3 separate regions of the Mus musculus genome follow, and regions 2 and 3 are each linked to region 1. A link is a loop called in an ENCODE intact Hi-C map of the cell type or tissue named here. Cell type or tissue: left cerebral cortex. All regions are shown on one strand. Links, peaks and the distances in the headings refer to the core of each region. The heading gives the core; the rest is flanking DNA.

Region 1 (6,016 bases), core at 293-5,292:
AAGGTCTAACTGGGACCTCTTTTTAGTGCCCTTGAAATAAAGGAGAAAGCACAGTTAGGATACTCTCCCTTTACCCTTCATATAGTCTAAACGTATCAGATAAGAAGTATTCTGAACAGAACCCAGTGTCAGTCATGCAAAGAGAAGTTTGTAAAGTATACTTGGTTTCAAAAAATACCCATTAAAAATGGCTTGTGTATATCCCAAAAGAGAACCCATCCTTCAATGTCAAAAAGTAATTATCATTAATTATTTGAAATACAACACCGAGGAAATAAAACCGGCATGGGGCATGTTATGAAGCAGCTCTTGTCCCTCTGGTACAGTGTCTGTGATGACACCCGCCCGCCCTCTCCTAGAGACCAGTGGGGAGCAGCCAGCGACTTGCCTTGAAGGCCATGTGCTCCAGGAAGTGGGCGGTGCCGTTGTTCTTCTCATTCTCATAGCGACTTCCCGCATCGATCCACAGCCCAACCTGAAGGAAAACCAAGCAAATCAGACAAACCCCCACATTTGGAGACATGGCGGCCGGCTCAACAGTTAAGAGCCCTCGCTGTTCTTACAAAGGAACTGAGCTAGTTCCCAGCACCATGTTAGGCAGCTCACAGCCATGTGAGCTCTCTCCTCAGTGTCTGCGACTGCCTTCGCCCTTCCTGGGTACCTGTACTCACATGCACAGTCCCATAAAAAAAACAAAATTCAGTTTCTGGACACACAAGGTCATCTCATTCCTTTTTCTGGAAAATGTTTTCCAATCTGACCATGTCTCTTTGACTACAATGAAATGACAGTTCATTCCTATAACCTGAAACTTAATTTCCAGCAGGCTGTTACAAATATCAGACTCAGCCAGGTGGTGGTGTTATATGCCTTTAATCCAAGAACCTCAGAGTTCGAGGCCAGTCTAGTCCAGGGCTATACAAATAAACCCTGTCTTGAAAAAACAAAACAAAACAACAACAAAAACAAGTATCAGAGTCAAATTCTTAACATAGCTCATTTAGCACATCTAATTAATAACTGTGGAATAGACATCAGGGACTGTCAGAAAGTCAGGCTCAGATACAAGCATAAGCTTTATAACCTCAGATAGCCACGTGACTCTCCCTGAGCTTGTGTTGCTGACGGCCGTGGGAAAGTGGCCAGGCTCATGACCGTCAGAGGCAGATGTCAGCAGTGAGAGAAGGACATAAGCACTCGGTACCAAAGTGCACCTGGAAGGGAAGGTTCAAGCTCGGAGAACCCAGCCAACCAGAGAGCTGCAGCTGTGGCTGCTCCCTCCCAGACAAGGTGCCGACTAAAGACTGTAGCAGCCAGCCGGGCAGTGGTGGCGCACGCCTCTAGTCCCAGCACTCAGGAGGCAGAGGCAGGCGGATTTCTGAGTTTGAGGCCAGCCTGGTCTACAGAGTGAGTTCCAGGACAGCCAGGGCTACACAGAGAAACCCTGTCTTGAAAAAACAAAACAAACAAACAAACAAACAAAAAAGACTGTAGCAGTGACTTACTGTGCACGTTGAGAGCCCAGAGTTTTCAGAAGCTACTCTGAGTCCATTTTCCAAACATGTCACTTGTGTCTCGGGGACATTCAGCACAACCTGTGGGGCAGCCTGTGTGCTTCTTAGTCGGTCCCCTCCAAAGTACAACGGCTGACGGGAGGAGGAGGGAAAGAGAGAAAACATTACTGTCCTGGTGTTCAGTGTCAAACAAAACAACCTCAAACAGACTCATTCCAAAACCACTTTCCTAGCCCGGGGTGGATGTAATCTGCTATGTGTGTCTGTGTGTGTGTGTCATTGGCAGAAAGCGCGGAGAATGAGGTCCCAGTTCTGGTTCCACTGGGCTCTAGCAGTAGCCTAGGAAATGTTCCTTAACCAACCGCTCTGTCAAACAGGCAACACTTGAGAGAACATGCCTTTCTCTCCAAGAACGGGAGCAGTTAGCACATTACCCTTCAACAAGCACCCTGATTCAGCTACCTCTCCTACAGATGCTTCATATTCACTAAGGACAAAAAGTCAAGAAACTGAAATAACAATACAAAACTGACTGTGTAGAAGTGAGACAGACGGGATGCTCCTGTTCACAAAGGACAGACAGAAACAGGACAGATGCTTCAGAGGCTCTCGGGCCAACTGGTTTGACTACAGACGCTTCAGCAGCTTTTTCATGTTTTCATATTGAAATGAGAAAAACGTATTTCCTAAACCCTGACCCAAAAACCTGAGACTGACCTAACCGCCAGACACAGTGGTGGTTTGAATAGGAATGGACCACAGAGGCTCACAGATTTGAACACTTAGTCATCAGAGAGAGAGACTACTAGAAGGTTGGAGGAAGTGTGCCACTGGGGTGGGTTATAGGGTTTAAAATGCTCAAGCCAGGTCCATTATCTGTCTGTCTGTCTGTCTGTGTCTATCTCTTGCCAACCCAGATGTAGAACTCTTGGCTCCTTCTCCACCACGTCTGCCAGCACTCTGCCATGCTTCCTGCTCTGATGATGATGGACGAAACCTCTGAACTGTAAGCAGCCCCAGCTAATGTGTCTTCCTTTATAAGAGTTGCCATGGTCGTGGTTTCTTCACAGCCACAGCCACAGGTACTTAAGAAATGTGTACGAGCCCGCACTGTCCTGCTTCTGTGACCCAAAGGCTTTCTGCTCCCTGATCAAATAATACACCATGACCTGACTGTGCCCTACTGTGTAGGGGCAGGCGGATCTGAGGCCAGCCCGATCTACAGGGCAAGATCCAGGACAGCCAGAGATGTTACACAGAGAAACCCTGTGTAACAACGATGTCTCAAAATATCAAAACCAAAAGCAAACCCAACTTCAAATTCATAAAGCGCTTGTCCTAGTTTCCTTTTCTCGAGAGAGAACAGCCCGACATACAATAACATTGGTAATAGCAAACTAACAGACAGACAGACAGACACACACACACACAGAGAGAGAGAGAGATCCCTTTGGAGCAAGACAACTCTCAAATAAGGAAAACGCTGGGATAAAACTCGGATGAACTGAGGTTGACGCTGTCTGGTTTGGGTGTCCATGGGCTGAGGATGGCGCTGTCTGGTTTGGGGGTCCACGGCTCCTTTTCTTACCTCCCGCGGGTGGCGTGGAGGGGGAGCAGCCGCCCCGCCCCCTCTGCGCCCGGCCGCAGCGCCCCGGGATAGCGGATCCGGAGGCCCGGCCCAAAGCACACCGGGAGCCGCCGGGGCACGGCGGAGCGAGACTCACCTGAGCAGCGGCGCGGCGAAGCGGAAGCCTTCGTGTAAATCCCCACAGGCGCCGCCGGGCCTCTGGCAACAGCGTCCGGGATAGAGCGGCCGCCGCCATCTCTGCGGTGGAGAAAGTGGAGATGTACTTCCGGGTCATGACTCCAGGCCCCAGAACTAGAGGCTGGCTCCACCCTGTGGCGGCAGCAGGAATTGCAGTCTCTGAAATTCCTTTGATTCTGTGTCTGGGCTTAGAACCCTCAATCCCTTCACCCTTTGACTCCCTCCCCAGTTCGCTCCAAATAATCAGGTCTGTAGAAATGATGTGCAAGACACACAAGGGACAAAGTGAACGGAACATGTATCCCCAGGCGGTTGGAGTTAATCAGAGAGATCCAGTGCGGGAGGGACAGACACATTGAAGGATCTATCATGTTGGTCTTCGTTGTTCTAATGTTTATAGCGTTGCTTATTCTATTCCATAGGAATACCTTTGCCGAGATTGCTACTAAAAGACAGACGCTTTACAAACATAATCTTACATTCTGTTACCATGATTTAATGTTATTTACTTCCACGTCTTAGGGCTCTGCCAAAACAAACTGCTCTTACCCGTTCCTGGGTGCCTCTTTATCCACATACACTCTAATGAAACTAAAATTTGTCAAATAGCCACTTTAGCCAATTGTCCCAGGGTTTGAGGCTTAACGAAAATAGCAAGCACTTTTTAAAATTAAAGCTTTTTATTTAACTTATTATGGGGAGGGGGTGGGTGCATGCCACTCCAAGCTTGTGGAGGTCAGAAGACAACTTTATGCAATCAGTTGCCCCTTCTACCTTTGCATGAATTCTGGGGGTGGAACTCAGGTGGACAGGCTTGCACTGCAAGTGACTTTACCCGCTGAGCTGCCTGCAAGCCCCTAGCAAGCTCTTTTCTGTGAGGAAGCGACTATTACTTTGCTAATTTTACAGTGGGAACTGAGGTATTGGCTGCCTAACAGGCTGTTTAACACTAAAGAGTGTGCGCTGTAACTTTAGAAGTTGGAGTTCTGTCTAACTTGACCCCTTGTTGCCTAATACCTAATTTACATTATCGTTCAGGTATCCTTTTCCCACCCAGCCTCCTCTTTTAACTATTCACCATTTAACAACAAGACAGGAAAATCCGGGCCGGGCGTGGTGGCGCACGCCTTTAATCCCAGCACTCGGGAGGCAGAGGCAGGCGGATTTCAGAGTTCAAGGCCAGCCTGGTCTACAAAGTGAGTTCCAGGACAGCCAGGGCTACACAGAGAAACCCTGTCTCGAAAAGCCAAAAAGACAGGAAAATCCCTTGGGCGCCTCATTGTCAGTTTGTAGCTGTAATGGTGACAACCAGTCAAACGTCCAAACCAGGAACTCCATGTCACCTTTGGTTCCTGCCTCTGACTTTCCACTCTGACTTCTTGCTATTTTATCGATAGCCATTCTAAGTGTAGAAGTTTAGACAACTGCCCTCCAGCTGGCGGCGCTGTTTGCGAAGGTTGTGGAACCTTTAGGCAGTAGAGCCTTACAGTAGAAGGCATTGGGCACAGACTCTGGAGGTTTCATAGCCTGGTCCCACTTCCCGATCTCCCTGTTTCTGAGCTGTGATGCAGCTTGATAGCGCCTGTTCCTGTCGCCCTGCCTTCCCCATCACGGATGGATGGAAGCCCTCTGGAACTGCAGGTTATTTTATCACAGTGACAGTAAAAACAAAACAAAACAAAAACTAGAAAAAATGGAATCTCAACATAGTTTGAATTTGCATTTCTCTGAAAGCCGTGGGTCGTGAGCATTTTTTTGTTCAAATATTTGTTGGTCATTTGTACTTTTAAAATCTTTTTCCATTTTTGAATGTATGTGTCGTGCATATTTTTGGTGGGAAGGACCACCCGTGAATGCGTGTGTTTGGTGTGTGTGTGTGGTGTGTGTGTGCACGCGCGCGCGCGCGCGCGCACGTTACATGAGAAGGTCCCAAGCTAACGCTGGGAGTTATCCTTGACCACTCTCCTACCTTGTTCATGGAGTCAGAATCTCTCACTCAACCTGAGCTCACTGATACGGCTCGTCTCTCCAGCCGGTTTGCTCTGAGGATTCCCTGCCCACCCTCCATTTGTACAGTAAATATGTTCACTACGGAGCCATGGCCCTGCCCCCCGTTTCTGATTTTAAGGGAAATGCTTTCAGTTTTTCTCTGTTTAGTATAATGTTAGCTCTAGGCTTACTGACTGTATTATAGTCTTTATTATGTTGGAGTATGCGCCTTCTGTTCCTAGGAGGATCGTGAAGGAATTTCTGCATCTACTGACAAGGTTGTGTGGTTTCCATCATATTGCCTTTACAAGGTATATGTTTACTGATTTAAGCCATCCTTGTATCCATGGGATGACACCAGTTTAGTCATGGTACCCCATGGTTTAGCCTGTTGGTGAATTTGCCATGATCCTCTTGGAAACTTTATATCTATGTATCTGAGGATTTTTTTCTCTCATTTTTGTTGTTGTTTTGTCCTTAGCCAGTTTGGCCTCAGGAGAATGCTCCTGTAGGGCGTCTAACAGTGTTCCTTCTCGTTCTCTGTTTTATTGACTAGTGTAAGGCACAAGGACTTTCCCTCTCTTGTAAGAAGCTGGTAGAATGCAGCAGAAAATCTATGTAGGATGAGCTTGCCTTTGCTAAAGGCTATGACTGCCATGACCTTGCTCATTGTGGATGTGCTTAAATTGTTTAGAAACGCCCTCCCCCACCACCTCCCCCCTCCCCTGCCACCTCCCCCCCAAACCCC
Region 2 (6,016 bases), core at 358-5,357, 470 kb after region 1:
TATGAGGCCATTTATGTAGCACAGGCTGTCTCATGTGTGCCCTGTTTTATGTCCACCTTGGCAACAGTGGTCTTCTCTCCATTGTACTCTCCTGCCTCACTGGGATCAAGCAGTTTTTAATAATACAGTCTTACCAAGATAAATATATTTATAAATAATTGTCCAGGGCTAGCTACATCTGGCCTGACAGCTGTTGCTTACTGAGGTGACAGTCTTAATAGGATGCACTAAGACAGCTTATGCTCAAAGGGTCCCATATATCCCCTCAAAACAGACGCTGTTGCCTTTGTTAGTGGTTACCCTCCAGAACATGGAGAAAGCAAGCCAGTGCAGACCTGGAAACGTCAATTCCTACTGGCTGACCAAATCATCTGTGTGCACTGGCCAGCTTCCATAGTGTCAGAAGGTGCTACACATACTAGTAGGGGATAAAGTACTCACCAGTGAACCCAGCCATCTAACTCATCTACATACACCCCCACCACTCAGGGGTCATCCCAGAAGAGTGGGCAGAAAGGCTGAAAGAGCAAGCGGGGGTGGAGAACTACTGTAAACTCTGTTTTCCAAACAGGACAGGGCCTGTGCACACATGACCTCATAGCAGCTGTGAATGAGTGCACAGAACTTGCACAAGACCAAGTCAGCAGATCCCAGCATGGAGGAGGGAGGGGCTTATAAGCGCTATCAGCAATCCCTAGTGGCTGGACAAGGGAGTCTGTTTGCTCCAGGGATGCAGCCCCTGTGAGGCTGCCCATATTGCTGTGGATGGGCCAATAGATGAACAATTTGGCAGCACTGAGACGATTCAGTCAGTGAGTTTTAAAGAACCACGTGGAGTTGGGAGGGCAGTGGCTGAGGATGGGGAGGAGGTGGAGAGGAGGGAGGATGGGGAGGAGGTGGAGATGAGGGAGGATGGGGAGGAGGAGGAGATGAGGGAGGATGGGGAGGAAGTGGAGATGAGGGAGGATGGGGAGGAGGTGGAGATGAGGGAGGATGGGGAGGAGGAGGAGATGAGGGAGGATGGGGAGGAGGAGGAGATGAGGGAGGATGGGGAGGAAGTGGAGATGAGGGAGGATGGGGAGGAGGAGATGAGGGAGGATGGGGAGGAGGTGGATATGAGGGAGGATGGGGAGGAGGTGGAGATGAGGGAGGATGGGGAGGAGGTGGAGATGAGGGAGGATGGGGAGGAGGAGGAGATGAGGGAGGATGGGGAGGAAGTGGAGATGAGGGAGGATGGGGAGGAGGTGGAGATGAGGGAGGATGGGGAGGAGGAGGAGATGAGGGAGGATGGGGAGGAGGAGGAGATGAGGGAGGATGGGGAGGAGGTGGAGATGAGGGAGGATGGGGAGGAGGAAGAGATGAGGGAGGATGGGGAGGAGGAGGAGATGAGGGAGGATGGGGAGGAGGTGGAGATGAGGGAGGATGGGGAGGAGGTGGAGATGAGGGAGGATGGGGAGGAGGTGGAGATGAGGGAGGATGGGGAGGAGGTGGAGATGAGGGAGGATGGGGAGGAGGTGGAGATGAGGGAGGATGGGGAGGAGGTGGAGATGAGGGAGTGGCTTTGATCAGGTTGTGTCCTTGAACAGCCTGGTTACTTTCTGGTTTTTGTTTGTTTGTTTGTTTTTTGTTTTTGTCAAAGTGACCCAAGGGAGAGTCATCTAAGAAGATGGAGCCTCAGTTAAGAATCTGCCCTCACCACACTGGCTACTGGCAGCCTGTGGGCATTTTCTTGATTGAGGATTGGCATGGGGGAGGGCCCAGGCTACTGTGAATGCTGCAGTCTCTGGGCGGGTAGTCTGGGGGCCCAGAAGAAAGCAGGCTGAGAAAGCAGGGGTGGGGGTGGGGGTGGGGAGCCTGCTAGTAAATACAGTCCCTCCGTAGCCTCTGCTTCAGTTCCTGCCTCCAGGTTCCTGCTTTGAGTTCCTGCCATGACCCATCATGATGGGCCTTAACTGTGTGTTTGCTATAACTGTACGCTCACTACAACTGTGCCTGCTATAACAGCATGCTTTTCTCCCAGGTGGCTTTCAGCCAGAGTATTGATCACAGTGCAAAACTTAACTAGGGCAATGCATGTATGAAATTCTTTGAATGGTAAATTTAAAAGGAGGGGGGAAAAGGAAGTTAAAAATAAGTGAGAACTAAAAATCCACTTCAATCACACACATACAAATGCTCTAATAGTAAACAGAATGTGGCTGGTGTGCTATTGTTGAAAGGACAACAATGGCTTGACATAGATTTTGGAGTCTCAATAAATTAAGTTCTGTGATATTGTGCACTTTTATTTAGTAACCTGAAAGAAAGGCCTACACAGGCAAGGCCCCTTCTCTCAGAGATGGAAAAGTCTTGGATCCTTAATAACTGAGATGTATTTCCAGGGCAGGTGAGAAGGCTGGGGTCAGGTCCCACTCCTTATCTTTTCTTTCTTTATAGTAAACCTATCTTACTTAGTCCTTCTCCCTAGTTTGTTTTTTTATAATAGCAATAATTTAAACAATAATTATTCTTATTCTTCGTTGTCGCCACCACATCATGATCATCGGGCCAATCCTGCAGTCTTCTCTCCACAGCCTTTCTATTTTCCTACATCTGGTCATGAAATCCAAGTGCCCAAATCAGAAAACTAGTCGGTGTTGTGGTGCCATCTAGTGGTCAGTTTGGCTATGGGCATGCCTGCTTTGCCACAGCAATCCACCTTGGAATGATTTACCTCAATCTTGCTTTTAGGACCAATACTCTTCCTCCTCCTCCTCCTCCTCCTCCTGCTCCTCCTCCTCCTCCTTCTCTTCCTCCTCCTCCTCCTTCTCCTCCTCCTTCTCCTCCTCCTCCTTCTCCTCCTCCTCCTCCTCCTGCTCCTCCTCCTCCTGCTCCTCCTCCTCCTCCTCCTGCTCCTCCTCCTCCTGCTGCTCCTCCTCCTCCTCCTGCTCCTCCTCCTCCTCCTTCTTATTTTTAAAATCTTTCTCTTTATTTAAAAACACTTGGGGGAGGGCAGTAAGATGGCTCAGTAGGTTAGCCTGCTGACCTGAATTCTATCTCAGAGCCACACAGGGTGGAGAGAGAAGATCGATTCCCACAAGCCCTTGTGTATCTGCACACCCACACAGACAAACTCACATATATGAATGAATGAATGAATGAATGAATGAATGAATGAATGAATGAAATTTTAAAGTTTGTTTTTTATCATAGTCTTGAGTCAACCAAGAATAACAGAAAAAGTTGTGAGCAGGCCCATGAGCACCCTTCAAAGGCAGGCACTAGCGTGCCCGGGTGAGATAGAGTGTGCGCGCACAGAATATTCCTGGGGGCGTTGATTATATACCTTGTACTAGACCACGCAAGGCTGGGAAGCTCTTCCCGGGTTGTGTAATTAATTATAATTATGCATAATTAAGCAGTTGCTGAGAAAGAAAAGACTCATCCAGAAAGCCCCATTGACACAGCTGCCTGGGGAATTGCCCATGCACCTGTAAGCAACTTCTCACCCAGGTGCTTATAGGTGGTCCAATAAACACATTGGTTCACCAAGCTATACTTGGATAGAATTATTTCTTTAGATGCCCCATCTGAAATGACCAGACACTTGCCCATATCTATCCAAGAAAAGTCACACAGCAGAAGACAGATCTGTATTTTAAACAAAACAAAAATTAAAACTTAGTAAGAAATAGTGTTAATCAAAGATCCCATAAATGTTCCCATTTGAGCGGAGAGGATTTCTGGAGTCTGTTGATCTATTATAACCTCCATGTTCTCTTACTGTTGGTAAACACCTCAGCAGACGATTGGCAACACAATGTTTAATCTGCCCACATTCAGAGATGACTGCAGATCGAAAGGCCTGTTTGGGAGACTGAAAAACACAGAGCCCAGGGAAGTAGAACAGAAAGAAGGATGAAGACAGTATGTTCAATGGGAGGCTTGGTGAGTGAACAAAGCTGCAAGGCCAGAATGCAGACCGTGGCTTTGGCTTAGCCTTGGAGAGCTGAGAGAAGATGAATAGTCCTTTGTTGTCTGCGCTGGACAGCGGCCCCCAGCTTGTGTTTGCCAGCCTCAGCAGCCGTTAGAAACCACGCCATCTGCTTGGATTTAACGGTTTTGGGGGTGGTCTGAAGCCTTTTGAGTTTTTCAGGTTTCTGGGATGATCCTTGTGGACCATGGCTCGCAGTTGAAAACATGGTCTGAGCCTGTCCTGGGACTGCAGTCAGCCCACGACAGCGAAGGCCGATAAAGACTATGTGTACAGACTTGTGAGTCGGTAGAAACAGGAGAGTTAGAGAATGCCTTTCTGCGAGGAACCCCAGAGTCTAAGTGAATGCCGACCTGCTCATTGGCCCAGAGAATAAAAGCAGGGTTTATTTTTTTATTTTACTTTTTAAAAAAATGTTAGATGCTGCACCTTTGACGGAGAAGGAAAAGAGAGTAGAATGTGTGCATCCCCACCCAATCAGCCCAGCCCAGCACCGCAGCTCGTGGTTTGGGATGTGGCCAGGGCACTCAACTGACACTTGACTAAAGGGGAGTTGAGAGAGCTCCAAATACTGTCCCCGTAAAGGACAATGCAAAATGAGAGCCACACTTCTTAAGACACACTCACCAGCTACTGGAAAAGTGTAGCCTTTTGTTTATTTTGAGGCTCTCTCTATGTAGCCCTGGCTAGCCTGAAACTCACTTTGTTGACCAGGTTGACCTCAAGCTCAGAGTTCTGCCTCCTGAGTGCTGGGGATTCAAGGTACACACTACCATGGCTAGCTCCCAGTGTTCTTTTAAAAATACAGAAAATGAGGACTAAAGAGATGTCCCAGCAACTTGCTTGTCTTACAGAACACCTGGGTTCAGCCCCCACAGGGGACAACTTGATATTGCTCCAGCCCCAGGAATCCAAGGGGTCATCTACCTGCATGCATCTACTGTACATACAAACATACAGGCACACACAGATACACATGAATTAAATAAGCCTTTAAAATTATACTAAAGGTCTTTGTGGACAAAGTATCTATAAGCTTAGCTAGTCCTTGGGGGTCTGGCTTAAGAAGCAATCAGAAACCCGAGGAATGGCCAGGAATCATTTTCCCCCTGCACAAAGGGGAGTTTCAACTTTTTCACTTTGGAAGGAAGAAAATTATTCCCATCTCTTCTTCAAAAATCACCTCCCTTTGTCTCTGAAGATGCCATAAAGCAATCACCACACACAACCAGTCACAACTATCAATTACACAAAAGGACCAGCTACATTAAGGAATTTGATCCAGAAACAGAGCAAAATGAGCCTGTGGTAATGGCTCATCTGCAAACCACTGCCAGCAATAAACATCTGCCTCTCACCATCAGTGTCTCAAAGACACTGGCTTTGGTCCTACCTCTGTTGATTAATCAGCATCTTGGGAAGGAGGCCCAGTCTGAGAGACCCCTTTACTCTCCGTACAGGACAAAGAGCAGGGCTAACATGTCAGTCTTCCTAGGATCTTCAGTGACTCGCATCTCGGGACCCATTTCTGCTTGCTCTCCAGAGAAACCCAGCAATGTGTGCATCATGTCTACCATATATAAAGTGCAATAGCAAATGTCTTTGTGGACAGAAGTTCGAAAGGCAGCATCTAAGAGCGTTATGTGGGAGCATCCCCACAGGTGGCAGACAACTGAAATTCCCGAGGCTGAACACTAAGAGAGCTGCAAGCACACAGCTATCTCATTCAAGTCTCAGGATATAGCTAAGCTTCCTCCTGCTCCAGGATCCGGCAAAAAGTCCACTTCCCTGACCCAACTAGGGAGTTTTATCAGCCATTCTGTTTTGGTTTTTTTATAGGCTGGACAATTTTAAATGTAATCTATAATTATGGCCGTCTAACTCACATTTAGCTTTCTTGAAGCTCAGAGTGACTGATAAGAAAGGAATAGAAATAATTTTCTAGCTGGGTCTGGTTCTCAGCTTTATAGCTAGTAGGTAGGGAGTCTGGCTATCCACCCTCTACAAAAAATGGCAGGAATTAGCTCACTGCTCCGAGGCTCT
Region 3 (6,016 bases), core at 358-5,357, 300 kb after region 1:
CAATGCCAAGGATCTGAACTGTTCATTAAAAACTAAATATGTCCTAGGAAGCCAGCAGACACCCGGCACTACAAAGCCAGCAAAAGCCGGTAAATCCCAGCACACCCGACACAACAGAGCTGTCAATCACTCCACACAATTTCCAGGAGCAAAAAGTAGCACACCAGGGCCACAGATCCTGAACTGTACCAGATACGACCTCAAACAACTAAGCTTGGGCTAGCATGGCTGACAGCAACATACTGATAAAATCTTACTTATAGTCATAATATCAGTGGATAAAATGTCACACGTAGACACCCGTGATTAAACTGTATACTCTTTAACAGAAGTTATTTAAAGAAAGAACAAAAGGGAGCTCAGAAAACAAATTCCTTCCCGAGAGGCACTGCTAAAATTAATCTTTACATCAGGAGGTATTTTCCCTATACTTAGTTAATTTATATATATGCACAATGATTATATTATATAAACAGGAAGTGCTGTGACTACGTAGTCCAGACAGAAAAAAAGCGCAGCTGGTCACCATTTTAACCTACAGTCACATGGCATAAATGTCTATACTCTGTTACGTTACATGGTTGACTCAAAATTAATATCATTTAAAACAGCCACACAACCAACAAAGCTATTGTTTATGATGGGCATTTAATGTTCTCTGTCTAGTTTGTTGGATAAGCAAGGCAATACTTCCATTCATTTCTCAAACAGTGAGAAGCAGGTTCAGGGAAGTGAGGCTCTGACTAACTCTCCTGTGCCTCTTTTACCTTTATCCTCACTGTAAGCAAGCTGTATCAGAGTCAGCCACAGGCAAGGCCCTGTGCTAGCACTAAACCTAACCATGTTCTCAGACAGGCCCGTTACTATTACCCCATTTTCCAGAAAACTGAAACACACCAATGTTAAGTGACTTGTCAAAAGTCACAAAACTAAGTAAACAGTTGAATCAGGAAGTTTAATTCTCAATGTGTGCTCTTAACTAGTATTTTATGTTTTTAAATAAAATTTCAAATATGTTTTAAAAGTTAGTACTATGGAAGAAAGGCAGAAAAATGTATGTCTTTTGTGCATTACCAAACAGGCAAGAAACAAAGTAGTTGAACAGGAAATAGGATTAAAGAAATATTCAATTCTCCATAATGGCTGGAACAAATTCAAACAGCATGATTTAAATGTCTGGCACTCGTATCTGATGGGAAGCGTGTAACACTGGGCGGGGCTGAGGCTCTAACAGTTCAGTGTTTGGCATCCGCCATGACACCTGTGTTTGGATTCCCATGCAAAACCCCAGTGCCACAAGTTTATAACTCCTGTGCTGGGAAGGCGGAGACAGGCAGGTCCCCTGGAGCTCACTGGGGGGCCAACCTAGCCAAAATTCACAGAAGCACTGTCTCAAAAACCAAGGTAGCTGGGCAGTGGTGGCTCAGGCCTTGAATCCCAGCACTCAGCACGCAGAGGCAGGTGGATTTCTGAGTTGGAGGCCAGCCTGGTCTACAGAGTGAGTTTCCAAACAGCCAGGGCTACACAGAGAAACCCTGTCTCAAAAAAACAAAAACAAAAAAACAAAAAACCAAACAAACAAAAAAACAAAAACAAAAGAAAGAACAAAACAAGGTGAAGAGTGATTGAGAAAGACATCCCATGTCGTCATTGACCTTTCACCTACACGCACATATATGCACTGCCCTCCACAGAGAGCACGTAACATTACAGTAACATTACATATAATATCATTTCAAAATACACTGGCAATTAACACAAGGGTTGTATTTGGAGGACTTTCAAAGTTATTGGATGTGCCTGTTGTACTTCTAAGGAGACAGTAATCTGATCAGCAAAATTAAAGGCCATCTCCAGGGGCAGAGAACGAGGCTACAGGATTGTGAAACAATTTCCTATTCATTTAAAAGGTTCATTACATATTTAAATATTTGGTTTAAACAGCTTCCCCCAGATTTGTAGAAAGCAGTGATGGGACATTAACACAGTAGAAACAATCAGCCTGGCTTACCTGTACCAGCGAGGCAGCAGCAGATGGCTCAGTGCGGAAAGGCTGCCAGGCCTGGCGCCCTCACTGCATCATTAGGCCCACGTGGTAAAAGGAGACAACTGACTCCTACAAGTTTTCCTCTGACCTCCACCTGTGCATCTTAGTGCTCTCCTCTCTCTCTCTCTCTCTCTCTCTCTCTCCCTCTCTCTCTCTCTCCCACACACACACACATGAATAATAAAATGTAGTATAATTTTAAAAGCTGTACCAACAACACTCTATAAGATATGCTCATAACCTCAATCTGATTTAGATTTTTTTCTTACAAGATTTAAAACACTATTCATTACAGTAGCAACTAAAAACGCATAGTCTCCAGATTTTAACGCTACTATTAACAGTGTGATATAAAATAATACAAACCATCTGTGTGGGCGGGGTGTAGGTAGAGCTTTGGCAAGTAGGAACTTTATCTCCCAGTGCCACCTAGTGGAAATGCTAAAGCGGGCTTCCAGACGCTTTTTAATTTCTATATGAATATAGAAATTATATGTATTTTGAGCATATCAACTGCTCACCCCACCTCCAATGCATCCCAGAGTTCCTCTGCTGCCTTTTCTCCTCTCTCAACATCACGTTCTCCATTCAAAACCCATGAGTTAAATCAGTGCTGTCCATAAGTGACCATCATTTCAGAATTTACCCTTAGGACGGCCATAAGGCAGCAAGTCTGGGAGAATACAATATTCAAGTAAACCCAGCACCTAAGAAAAATCCAATTCCCATACTTGTGGTATTACTTAATGAGGTATTTTAATTCATAACCATGAAAATAAAAGCCTCTTTAGATAAGTCAGACTTATCAAGGGTTTAGTGAATCTAATGAACTAAATATCAGTTCCAAATATGAGCTTGTTAAAGAACTAAATGCACTAAAAAGAAAATATTACACCATAAACTTTGTAGCAGCTGCTGTTCGTGGGGAAGCTAAGCTGAAGTTACTGAGAGCACTTCAATCTTACACTTTTATCCGATGCATGAATATCTATATTTCCGTAAACCGTTCCACAACAGATCACATCGCCTCCTTTGGTTTGAACATGCAACTTTTGACTCTGAAAAACAAAAAACCACAGAGGGTAGAGACAGTAAGCTTGCATGAAACTTTTTCTTCTGTGCATGTCCATAAGATAATCCAGGGATTTAAGCAAAGTATTGAAAAGACAAAAAGAAAAAACCGTTCTCAAAAGAATTTGGTTTATAGTATCTCGAACTTTGTCACAGTCACAGATGTGAATCTAAAAGCCAAGATATCAATGAATTTTTAGAAAGACCTGTTTCCAAAGTAACTCTGCTTTCAGATCTGAGGCTGACCTTAAGTGAATTTCTGGACTGTTTCTGGAACTCATGACATTGTAAGCAAATGTTCACATGCATGCTCATTTGTGTAGAGAGAAATAATCATGAGATTTTCCAAAGAGGCCTATCTATGGCTTAAAGACACTGACATTGTAACGTGAAACTCACCTAATTCCCACACAACATGAAAAAGTTTTAAAAGTGAAAATAAGTCAGAAATTATTGGGGGAAATTTTTATGCTACATTTTTAAAAACTGCAAATGTGTGACATTCACATACTTTATTCCTTAAGGATGCTGAATAAATGCAGCATTGCCATACGTCTTCCTTGGCTAAGAAAGCAAGCTGGGACAAGTTTAAGCCTGGAAAGCACAAATGTAAGGTCAAACCCCAGCTCCACTACTTTAGCTGTGTGTTCGTGAGTGAGTCTGTAGGCCTTTTGCTGCCTCCTAGTTTGACTCTTGACAAATGAAGATGCTCCAAGGATAAACAAGGCTTAGCTGAGATTCTCAGTACCTACTAACTGTTCATTAGCAGTAAGCATTGTTATTAAAATAGCATAACCCTATGTATGATGTTAAATAACCCTATGTATGATGCCAAATAAGTGAAAGACATATTAACAGATGATCACTAATTTAAGATGATATTGTGCCCTATTTTTAAAAACCTAGGCCAGCTATCTTACCAGTGTCTGCATTTATGAGTGTAAGTAAGCTAAGACCACATTGCAAGAATACTTCTCTAAGTACCAGACTGGTGTCTTAGTTTCTTTCTCTGCTGCTGAGATGAAACATGACAAAACCAATGTTGGGTAGGAAAGGGTTTACTTGGGTCCATCGGAGAGGGAGTCTAAGGCAAGAACCTACACTGAGCAGGAATGTCATCAAAGACCATGGGGGAGTTCTCCTTATTAGCTTCCTCAGCCTGCTTTCTTATATAGCCTAGGACCACCTGCCTAGGGATGGCACAACCACAGTGGCCTAGGCCCTCCTCATCAATCATTAATGAAGAAAAGGCCCCCACAGATTTGCCTAGAGGCCAGTTTGATAGATACTCAATTAAGGCTGCTTCTTCCCAGCGACTCTAATTTGAGGCAAGTTGCCGTAAACCAGAAGAACAAGTGTCAGTTTTAGATCTAATTCATTTTTGAGCTAGTATATTTGTAAAGATTGTGGGTTCATAGCTCTATTTTCTCTTAACAAGTCCTTCACAGAACAAATACAAAGTAAAGAAAAGAATTAGACTCTACCTTGAAATTACTGAAATTAATTCACCAAAACTGAAGCATCATTGAGTGAATAAACATTTCTAAGGAAGAAAAGAAATTACAGTATTCTTTTTTTTTTCAGAACAGAAGTATTTTTTTAATTAGGTATTTTCTTCATTTACATTTCAAATGCTATCCCAAAAGCCCCCCATACCCCCCCACTCCCCTACCCACCCACTCCCACTTCTTGGCCCTGGCGTTCCCCTGTACTGAGGCATATAAAGTTTGCAAGACCAAAGGGCCTCTCTTCCCAGTGATGGCCAACTAGGCCATCTCCTGCTACATATGCAGCTAGAGACACGAGCTCTGGGGGTACAGGTTAGTTCATATTGTTGTTCCACTTATAGGGTTGCAGACTCCTTTAGCTCCTTGGGTACCTTCTCTAGCTCCTCCATTGGGGGCCCTGTGTTCCATCCAATAGATGACTGTGAGCATCCACTTCTGTGTTTGCCAGGCACCAGCATAGCCTCATAAGAGACAGCTATATCAGGGTTCTGTCAGCAAAATCTTGCTGGTGTATGCAATGGTGTCAGCATTTGGAGGCTGATTATGGGATGGATTCCCGGGTGTGGCAGTCTCTAGATGGTCCATCCTTTCGTCTCAGCTCCAAACTTTGTCTCTGTAAATCCTTCCATGGATGTTTTGTTCCCAATTCTAAGAAGGGGCAAAGTGTCCACACCTTGGTCTTCATTCTTCTTGAGTTTCATGTGTAAATTGTATCTTGTATCTTGGGTATTCTAAGTTTCTGGGCTAATATCCACTTATCAGTGAATACATATTGTGTGGGTTTTTTTGTGATTGGGTCACCTCATTCAGGATGATGCCCTCCAGGTCCATCCATTTGCCTAGGAATTTCATAAATTCATTGTTTTTAATAGCTGAGTGGTACTCCATTGTGTAAATGTACCACATTTTCTGTATCCATTCCTCTGTTGAGGGACACCTGGGTTCCTTCCAGCTTCTGGCTATTATAAATAAGGGTGCTATGAACATAGTGGAGCATGTGTCCTTGTTACCAGTTGGAACATCTTCTGGATATATGCCCAGGAGAGGTATTGCAGGATCCTCCGGTAGTACTATGTCCAATTTTCTGAGAAACCGCCAGACTGATTTCCAGAGTGGTTGTACAAGCTTGCAATCCCACCAAGAGTGGAAAAGTGTTTCTCTTTCTCCACATCCTCGCCAGCATCTGCTGTCACCTGAATTTTTGATCTTAGCCATTCTGACTGGTATGAGGTAGAATCTCAGGGTTGTTTTGATTTGCATTTCCCTGATGATTAAGGATGCTGAACATTTTTTCAGGTGCTTCTCAGCCATTCGGTATTCCTCTGGTGAGAATTCTTTGTTTAGCTCTGAGCCCCATTTTTGAAATTACAGTATTCTTATTCAGTTAGTC

Evidence for each region. Hi-C counts contacts between places; a loop is a spot of excess contacts. Peaks named below come from ENCODE experiments on the same cell type or tissue, not always from the same donor. Only the 100,000 strongest peaks of a DNase experiment are listed, where the experiment ranks them.
Region 2: a loop joins it to region 1, with 4 times the contacts of the local background. A loop is called at or near these places in 9 of 42 quality-filtered maps.
Region 3: it touches region 1 in a loop (5-fold over the local background); 5 of 42 quality-filtered maps call a loop at or near these places.

What each region holds. Positions count from the first base shown.
Region 1 is chr5:21,734,499-21,740,514 of GRCm38, reverse strand. It overlaps Pmpcb (peptidase (mitochondrial processing) beta), which reads right to left and starts at 3,355. Exons shown (of 13, transcript NM_028431.2): 1 at 3,239-3,355; 2 at 1,506-1,646; 3 at 389-475; 4 at 1-30. The coding sequence starts at 3,337. In left cerebral cortex, for the core only: CTCF peaks have their summits at 3,413 (motif pointing left) and 4,723; DNase peaks (open chromatin) are centred at 3,388 and 4,730; H3K4me3 peaks cover 1,979 bases; H3K27ac peaks cover 720 bases.
Region 2 is chr5:21,261,865-21,267,880 of GRCm38, reverse strand. All of the region lies in intron 19 of Gsap (gamma-secretase activating protein), which reads right to left. Among named protein-coding and RNA genes, the nearest start is that of Gsap, 79 kb to the right of the region's middle. In left cerebral cortex, for the core only: a CTCF peak has its summit at 2,647 (motif pointing left); DNase peaks (open chromatin) are centred at 2,642 and 3,982.
Region 3 is chr5:21,430,780-21,436,795 of GRCm38, reverse strand. It overlaps Fam185a (family with sequence similarity 185, member A), which reads right to left. Exons shown (of 8, transcript NM_177869.4): 3 at 3,013-3,105. Among named protein-coding and RNA genes, the nearest start is that of Fam185a, 8.9 kb to the right of the region's middle. In left cerebral cortex, for the core only: a CTCF peak has its summit at 2,479 (motif pointing left); DNase peaks (open chromatin) are centred at 2,066 and 2,477.